2 separate regions of the Homo sapiens genome follow, and region 2 is linked to region 1. A link is an interaction called in ENCODE POLR2A ChIA-PET data of the cell type or tissue named here. Cell type or tissue: GM12878. All regions are shown on one strand. Links, peaks and the distances in the headings refer to the core of each region. The heading gives the core; the rest is flanking DNA. Region 1 overlaps CLIC4 (chloride intracellular channel 4). Region 2 overlaps RUNX3 (RUNX family transcription factor 3).

Evidence for each region. ChIA-PET counts read pairs that join two places held together with the same protein. Peaks named below come from ENCODE experiments on the same cell type or tissue, not always from the same donor. Only the 100,000 strongest peaks of a DNase experiment are listed, where the experiment ranks them.
Region 2: POLR2A ChIA-PET joins it to region 1 with 11 read pairs; 3 of 35 experiments call an interaction of 5 or more read pairs at or near these places.

Annotation. Positions count from the first base shown.
Region 1 is chr1:24,800,439-24,804,829 of GRCh38, forward strand. The region is part of intron 2 of CLIC4 (chloride intracellular channel 4); the gene reads left to right. Among named protein-coding and RNA genes, the nearest start is that of CLIC4, 57 kb to the left of the region's middle. In GM12878, for the core only: no CTCF peak of the experiment used is centred there; no DNase peak of the experiment used is centred there.
Region 2 is chr1:24,921,528-24,925,918 of GRCh38, forward strand. The region is part of intron 2 of RUNX3 (RUNX family transcription factor 3); the gene reads right to left. Among named protein-coding and RNA genes, the nearest start is that of MIR6731, 4.3 kb to the left of the region's middle. In GM12878, for the core only: no CTCF peak of the experiment used is centred there; DNase peaks (open chromatin) are centred at 2,224 and 3,884; H3K4me3 peaks cover 2,867 bases; H3K27ac peaks cover 3,258 bases.

The sequences.
Region 1 (4,391 bases), core at 106-4,105:
GGTGGAGGGGTCAGCCCCCTGCCCGGCCAGCCGCCCCGTCCGGGAGGTGAGGGGCGCCTCTGCCCGGCCGCCCCTACTGGGAAGTGAGGAGCCCCTCTGCCTGGCCACCACCCCGTCTGGGAGGTGTGCCCAACAGTTCATTGAGAATGGGCCAGGATGACAATGGCGGCTTTGTGGAATAGAAAGGCGGGAAAGGTGGGGAGAAGATTGAGAAATCGGATGGTTGCCGTGTCTGTGTAGAAAGAAGTAGACATGGGAGACTTTTCATTTTGTTCTGCACTAAGAAAAATTCTTCTGCCTTGGGATCTTGTTGGTCTGTGACCTTACCCCCAACCCTGTGCTCTCTGAAACGTGTGCTGTGTCCACTCAGGGTTAAATGGATTAAGGGTGGTGCAAGATGTGCTTTGCTAAACAGATGCTTGAAGGCAGCATGCTCGTTAAGAGTCATCACCACTCCCTAATCTCAAGTAATCAGGGACAAACACTGCGGAAGGCCGCAGGGTCCTCTGCCTAGGAAAACCAGAGACCTTTGTTCACTTGTTTATCTGCTGACCTTCCCTCCACTATTGTCCCATGACCCTGCCAAATCCCCCTCTGTGAGAAACACCCAAGAATTATCAATAAAAAAATAAATTAAAAAAAAAAAAAAGAATAGTTGTATTAATGGGAAAAACTAGGGTTTGGCAGTGGATTCCTCTTGATGCAAGTGTCACAACATGATTTGCTATTATACTGATTTTTAAAACTATTAGTCTGTTCTCACATTGCTATAAAGAACTACCTGAGACTGGGTAATTCATAAAGAAAAGAGGTTTAATTGACTGGCAGTTCTGCAGGTTGTACAGGAAACTTGTCTGGGGAGGCCTCAGGAGACTTACAAGTATGATAGAAGTCAAAGGGGAAGCAGACATGTCTTTCATGGCCGGAGAAGGAAGAAGAGAGAAGGGGGAGGTGTTACATATTTTTAAACAACCAGATCTTGTGAGAACTCACTCTCTGTCACAGGAACAGCAAGGGAAGTCTGCCCTTGTGATCCAGTCACCTCCCACAAGGCCCCTCTTCCACCATTGAAAATTACAATTTGATATGAGATTTGGGCAAGGACAGAAATTTAAACCATATTATATATCAAGTCATGAACAGTGTCCAGGAAAAGATATTGACAGCCTATCACTTGATAAAGTGGCAGAATTAATCTATGTTATCCCTCTGAGCATCACATGCTGATAGTTACCTGAGAGCTATAATTCCATTCCAAGTTCTAGGTTAGTGTACTCAGATTTCTGTCATTCCCTTAAAATACATTTTTACTTACTGCTAGTGCATATATTTGAAATTTTACAGACTTTAAAATTTATTGAACATAAGCCATAAAGTCATCAAGGAACCCCTTTAGTTATGTATATAAATGTAGAAATAAGCCTTTGGGAATAGTGAGTTAAAACTACAAGCTCTTGGGAAGACATTACCTTATTCATGTTGGGCAGAGATGTAAGAATGAAATAAGTCATGTAGTTACCCTTCTATTACTGTTTTTTTTTTATACATGTGTACACAAAGCAAGTTTCCCAATATAACTCCTAAAAATAGAGTGTGCCACCAGGCACACACCCTTACTGTGTCCTAAAATACATGAATTTCTCCTATTCCATTTTTGGCTTGGAGCAAGTGAGTTGACTGCCATTCTTTGAAAAAGCTGTCATTGAATAGTTTAATACAGTGCTTTAATTGTGATACATACCAGTAATAGTGCCATAAACATGGGAATCTGGGTCAGAAAAGGAAGTAAACCCATTATAGCTATTTCAGAGTTGTCTGTTTCTTTTCATTTGCAGATTTTTTAAAGGCATTATTCCTATAGGTTGATTGATATTTGCAGATTTGTATATATATGTTAAAGTGTGTATGTGGAAATATGTGTAAGTGTATATGTTAAGTGTTTATATATATAAAAAGTGGCGCATGGGAGGTAGGCATTCAGGGCCTTATAATTAGAAAATATCAAAGAAGATATATGTTTATTACCTAGGGCTTTATGTAAAATCAATGGTAGAGAGCACTTAAAATTGAAGCTTATATTTTTTGGTCTTTAACAATCATAGGTCTCCAGTAAATATAAAAAATGCTTCTTAGGGCAACTAAAACTAAGCAAGTAGTACGTGATAATGAGTCTGTACCATCCCTACCCCCTAGTCATCAACTTCCCCTTCAGAGAGATAATTTATTTTAGGTTTGGTCTTTATTCTTCCAAATCTTTTCCTTTTTTCTTTTTCTTTTTTTTTTTTTTTTGAGACACGGTCTGCCTCTGTCACCGAGGCTGGAGTGCAGTGGCACGATCACAGCTTACTCTGTAGCCTTGAGCTCCTGGGCTCAAGTAATCCTCCAGCCTCAGCCTCCCAAGTAGCTAGGACTACAGGCATTTACTGCCATACCTGGCTAATTTTTTATTTTTAAGAGACAGGGTCTCCCTGTGTTGCCCAGGCTGGTCTTGAACTCCTGGGCTCAAGCAGTCCTCTGGCCTTGGTCTCCCAAAGTGCTGGGATTACAGACTTTAGCCACTGTGCCTGGCCTCGTCCAAATCTTTTCTATGAGTTTACACACTTGCAGTCTTGAACAAAATTTTAAAGAGAAAGTACCTCAAGAAAGTGAGCATTGGTTCAAAAAACAAAAACAAACAACCCACCAGTATATATGAAAGTTATCACAGAGGAATAAAACATCCCTGTAGTACTTTTCATAATATATTCTTAATCTTAAAACATTAAATGTGACTCTTTTTAGAAATCTTGGGGGAGAAAATATGCCTACAGTGCTTATTTTCCTGCTTTTCCTGGTAATTGCCTAATATCTTGGTGAGAAGTACTGACTCCAGAACAAACCAGTGGAGAACAATAGAACTCCTCTGAGAGTTACTTAGCAGCTCACTCTATGATTTGAAAAAAATGATTGTTACATGACATTTCATCCATAAGAACAAGCCCATTTCTAGTTCTGGCACTGTATGACATGTTCTCTTTGAATCTCAGTTGGCATTAATGACTATGCTGGTAGTATTCATGTGTCCCTTGTGAGGCTGTGAACAATCTCCCATTACTTGCCTGCCAGAGCAGCCTTCGTGCTTTGGTGGGAGTCATTTCCAAATCTAATTTTCTGTTCATATTGCAATTTAAAGAACGTTTAGATAGAAAAAAAAGGGCCCAGGCTTCACAAAGAATTTCAATTTACATCAACGATTTGAACAAAAGCTTCAGATAATATAAGTGAAAATACTAAAATTGGGGCAGAGTTAAAGATGTTCTGGCATGTCATCAGTTGGGAAACAACCATGGCATAGTATAGAAAATTTCAGGAGTGAGACCTAGCTGTGTATGGAGAGAGCTCTATCACTGATTTCACTGGGACCTGGGGCGAGCTGCCTCATCTTCCTTGGAGTTAGTTACCTTATATTTAAAATCAGGAGAAAAGGGAAAAAAACTTCACTTTTGTAATAGTTTAAAATGTTACAATGGAACTATGAAACTGATAGTTCTGCATATCTTAAAAGGCAGTTAGAAACTCAGAAAAAAATCTGATTCCCAAATAGACTCTTCAGATAGTTTTATCTTCATGATCATGTCTCTGTGGTTCCACCTTTCTGAAAACAGTCTTCAGTAACTTAAGAAATCATTTCAACTTCCATGATCTTCAGTAGCAGCAGCATGAATGACACATGCCAAGAGACTAAATGGAATGAGATAAGCCTGTCTTTCAGAGACATCATCTATTTCCTGCTGCTGTCCAGACAGGAAAGTCAGACTCCATTTTTCCCCTTTGTAAAGTTGACTTGAGCTACATGAAGCACTTGTTAGAACAGTCCAATTCAAGATAATTGTGCTTTATGACTGCATTCAGAATCACATGTGTACCCACTGTGTGTGTGGGGGGTGTGTGTATGTGTGTGCATGTGTGTGGGTGGGTGGGTGGAGGGGGTGTGTGTGGGTAGGTGGGTGGTGGGGGTGTGTGTGTATGTGTGGGTGGGTGGGTGGTGGGGTGTGTGTAGGTGGGTTGGAGTGTGTGGGTTGAGGGTGTGTGTGTATGTGGGTGGGTGGGGGGATGTGTGTATGTGGGTGGGTGGGGGGATGTGTGTACGTGGGTGGGTGGGGATGTGTGTGTGTGTGTGATTGAGAGGGGAGGGAGATATAGACACACAGAGAGGGAGTATTTTGTTGCTATGTCTTTATGTTCTTTTTTAAGACGATTTCAAAGATGATACATCCTGTTGAGGCTGCTAAGAGCTGAATTAATAGAATTATTAGTGAATGTTTTTCTAAACCTGTTATCAGTATACACTTTACTCCTAAACTGTTATCAAGATGGTAAAAATTATAGACTCTATATTTGGGCCAGGCAAA
Region 2 (4,391 bases), core at 5-4,004, 120 kb after region 1:
CTCAGGTCACAGGGGCCACTTTGTATGATTTCTGGAAGCAGAAGTGCAGATGGTCTAGGGAAGTGCCAGGCAGATGCCTCGGGCTCCCTGCCCGACCCCTCCTACTGCCTTTCCTCACTCTGAGGTCATTTCTCTGCTGGACCTCTTTCTCCTCCAACCAGCCCAGCACTCTCCTGGGGTCCCTGAGCCTCTGACCCTGCCAGCATTGTCCAGCACCTTCTTGGTTATGACGGGGAGTTTAGGCAGACAGCCCAGAGCCCTAGGGGCCAGACTGGAGACACGGAGGACTAATGGGTCCCAGTGCCCTGCCACAGGGCCCCGGGCCCACAGCAGCATTTGAAAGCTTACTAAAACCCTCCTTCAGGTCGCCCACCTTCTCAGTCAGGCCTTCCCTGGTCACTTTATCTGAAGTAGGCATTTTTAATTTTAATTAATTTTTTTGAGACAAGGTCTTGCTCTGTCACCCAGGTTGGAGTGCAGTGGCATGATCATAGCTCACTGCAGCCTGGACCTCCCGGGCTCAAGTGATCCTCCTGTCTCAGCCTCCTGAGTAGCTGGGACAACAGGTGAGCGCCACCATGCCCGGCTATTTCTTTTTTTCCCTTCCTTCTTTTCCTTCCCTCCCTTCCTTCCTTCCTTTCCTTTCTTTTCTTTCTTTCCTTTCTTTCTTTTTTTTTTTTTTCAAGCTTTTACTATGTGCCCAGGCTGGTCTTGAACTCCTGGGCTCAAGTGATCCTCCTGCCTTGGCCTCCCAAAGTGTTGGGATTACAGTCGTAAACCACTACACCTGGAAGGCATTTTTAACTTGGCTCCGTAGAGTTGAATGAGCCTGAGAACTAGGGTAGGAAAAAATTACAATTGTATTGTCCCTAACCTCTAACTGAAATTTAGCATCACTCTCAAGTACGAGCGTAGGCAACAAACCACAGAGGTATTATCAGCCGTACCTGTGACCTTGTCACCAACAGACGTCACAGATACTTACATATCACATTACAGTTGCTGCAGATTGCTCTAAATATCTTTTATGCTCATCACAACTTCAAAACCATGGTTGTCATTAGGCCCAATGCTAGATCTTATTTAATACATTGAATAAAGCAGCACATTTACCACAATTTTTAAAGTATTTTGCTATGTTTTAATAGAAATGGTTTCTATTGTAATACTTTGTATTTGATTTTATACCTTAAAAATATCATTGTTCTGAGAAAGGTGTGCGGGCTTCACCAGCTATCAGAGGGGCCCACAGGGCAAAAAAAAAAAAAAAAAAAAAAAAAGCGCTAAGCAGCTCAACCTGAAGTATCACAGGCCCTACCACTCCCTTTCTCTATTCCCTGCACCTGCTGGAATTTTCTCACAATGCATATGCTTTTAATAATCCATCTACTCATTTTGTCTCCTTCTACTAGATTATAACCTCCCCAGGGGCCCAAGTTTTTGTCTTGTTCATGCAGTGTCTCCAGCCCCTAGGACGGCATCCGGCACAGAGTAGGTGCTCAACAACATTTGTTAAATAAATTAAGGGCAGAGATAATGGCTCCCATTTTGCACACAGGTACTAACGTCCCGCTCCTGAGAAGTGAGAAGCCCCCACCCATACCAGGTAGCAAACCACATGCCACCCCTGAGGTCACCAGCACTCCTCGGCCGCTTCCACCAGCTTCCACGCCTGTCACCACCCCTCCCAGGTACAAAGGAGAGGAGTGTGGGGCCTAAGAGGAGGAGTGAGAGGGAGGGGCAGGAGTCCTGGACCTCGGGAGACAGGGAGCCTGGGGAGCAGGGGTGGGAGAAAGCTGTCTCCCTGAGTGCCCCTCAGCTACCCCGGCCCTGCCCAGCTCTCTCTCTGCCTGGCAGTGGCAAACCCATCCATCCCTCTCTCTCAGCCTCTAGATATAACTCTGTGCAGGAGTCCCAGGCAAACCTGCAATCCATCAGGAGCCCAGGAAGTGTAAACCCAGGCTCTCTGAGGGCTGGCCCTGGTTGCAGGGGAGAAGTCTTGGTCTGGGAAATGGGTTTCCTTTAGGGCTCCAGAAACTCCTCCAGGACCCATCATCAACCAGCCGGGGTGGCAGCAGGGCCTCAGGCAAGTCCTTGAGCATTCTCTGCCTGGGTTCCTATGTGTATAAGGTCCCCGCCCCACCCACAGGAGCTGCATGGGTGGGGGGAGGGGACGTGTCTCAGTCTCAGGGGACCTCGGGGTTTTCTCAGCTTCAGCCAAGAAGCCATTCATCTCTCCCCCAACCAGCGGTTCCCCTCAGCCTGCACCGGCACACTGCACCCCGAATCTCTGTCGACACACAGTTGCTTTTTAACCAGTTGATCACAGCTCGAGAGCTCATGTGCTTTTCATTTTCACTTAGGCCAGTGGCCGCCTGCTAGAGGGGCATTTTTGGGATTTGTGGTGGCGTGTGGTCAACATAGTGTTGGGGTGGCACTGCCAGCGTTAGGGGTGGGGTGCGTGTATGTGGTGGGGGATGCCAGCACCCAACGCTGCCCAGGGTGGTGAAGATTCAATTCTTCCTGGGAGGGAAAAACTTGCTTATAAAAGTTCTCTGGCTGGTCGCAGTGGCTCATGCCTGTAATCCCAACACTTTGAGAGGCTGAGGCAGGAGGATCGCTTGAGTCCAGGAGTTCAAGACCAGCCTGAGCAACACAGTGAACAACACCCCCATCTCTACAACAAATAATTTTAAAAAATCAGCTGAGCATGGTGGCGCATGCCTATAGTCCCAGCTATTGAGGTGGGAGGACTGCTTGAGACCAGGAGGTTGAGACTGCAGTGATCGCACCACTGCACCCTGGCCTGGGCGACAGAGCGAGACCTTGTCCCAAAAAAAAGTAAAAGAAAAAAAAATTATCTGAGTCATGAACCTAACTCAGTTTTACATAAAACAAGGGTTTTTTTTGTACTTTTAATATCTACTGAATTTTCCAGAAGGAAAGACAGTTCTTTTTTTTTTTTTAATTTTGTTCAGCGCTTTGCCAACAGGTGTTGACAACTTCAGAAAGTCATGGTATTGGCAGCAAGGCCAGGTTCAGATTGAGCCCTGCCACCCTGCCTGTTCCCTCTGCTGTGGGCTTCTGCATGGAGGGCATTCGTCCACCTCATGGAGTCCTGTGGCCCCAACGTTTACATATTCAAATCAGTGTTTTATTATAAATTACTTTCCCTTTTTTTCTCCATCATAGCTATGGAATAACATAGTTTGCAACTGCATGTAAATAGGTAGGTTTCATTATTTATACATTTCAACGTAGAATAGTAAGGCTTGATATAAAATATGTATTGTAAGAAAGGCTCCTCGTGTCTGGCAGGGCAGGGACCTCAGCCCTAATCACTGCAGGAGACAGCAATGACCTGGTTTTCCTCCCTTCCTTTTCTTGGTTCACACCTTCAGCCCTGTTGTTAAGAGCTCTGTGGTGTTACTGGGTGCGTGTCTTTCATGGAAAGCCATCTTCCTGGAATTCAGACAGAATGTAGAACTAAAAATTGAGGCAACAAGCAGAGGTTTCCATCAGACTTCTTAGTTCTGGCAGAAGTCAAGAGACCCAGGCAAGGGTTCTGGGTCCCAACCCCCAGTCTTAACTCCCAAAGTGTCCCATCTCCTAAAGTGGCCCAGATTGTCACTGTCAACCACTGACTGTTCTCTCAGGTGGGAATTTCCCAGTCAGCAGGATGGGCACTGCAGATGTGTGTCTGCATGCCAGCGGACCCGGCACCCTCCTTCCTCCCTGCCAACCGCCTCCACCTCTCCCACTCAGCAGTTCACACCTTCTGGGTTTCCCCCACCCCCGCCCAAACCACACAGTAATCAGAGAATCAGTGGCTGTCACCGCTCAAAGGGACCTCAAAGTCCTCCTCCAGTCCCAGGCATTTGAAGTAACAAAATCTCTAACATGTATCCAGCTCTCAATATGCGCCAGCTGATACACTTGTGTCAATTTCCCTAACCTTCCCAAAATCTCATGAGGTAGGTACCATTATCATCCCCATCTCACAGATGAGGAAACTGAGGCACAGAGTGGTTAAGTCATTTGCCCAATGTCATCCAGCAAGTCATTAGCAGAGCTGGGACTCAAACGCAGGGTGGCTGATACTAGAATGCAGGCTCTCAAAGACCTCGAGCCTCTGAAGGCTGAACGCCTTAGCCACAGTTCCTCAGACATCGGAACTCCTCCTCAGATCACTTCCTGCCTCCCAGGACCACTGAGACTGGTTATGGACCTCTGAGAGGAGATGGATGAGAGAATGGTTTATAAACTCAGCCTCTTGCATCTCCCAGAGCCACAGTCCCAGCCTCGGCCATTCCTGCTACAAGGACAAGCTCCCAACCAACGCCTTGGAAACCCATTTCCCTCCCTGCAGGCCTGGGGAGGGGGGCTCAAGG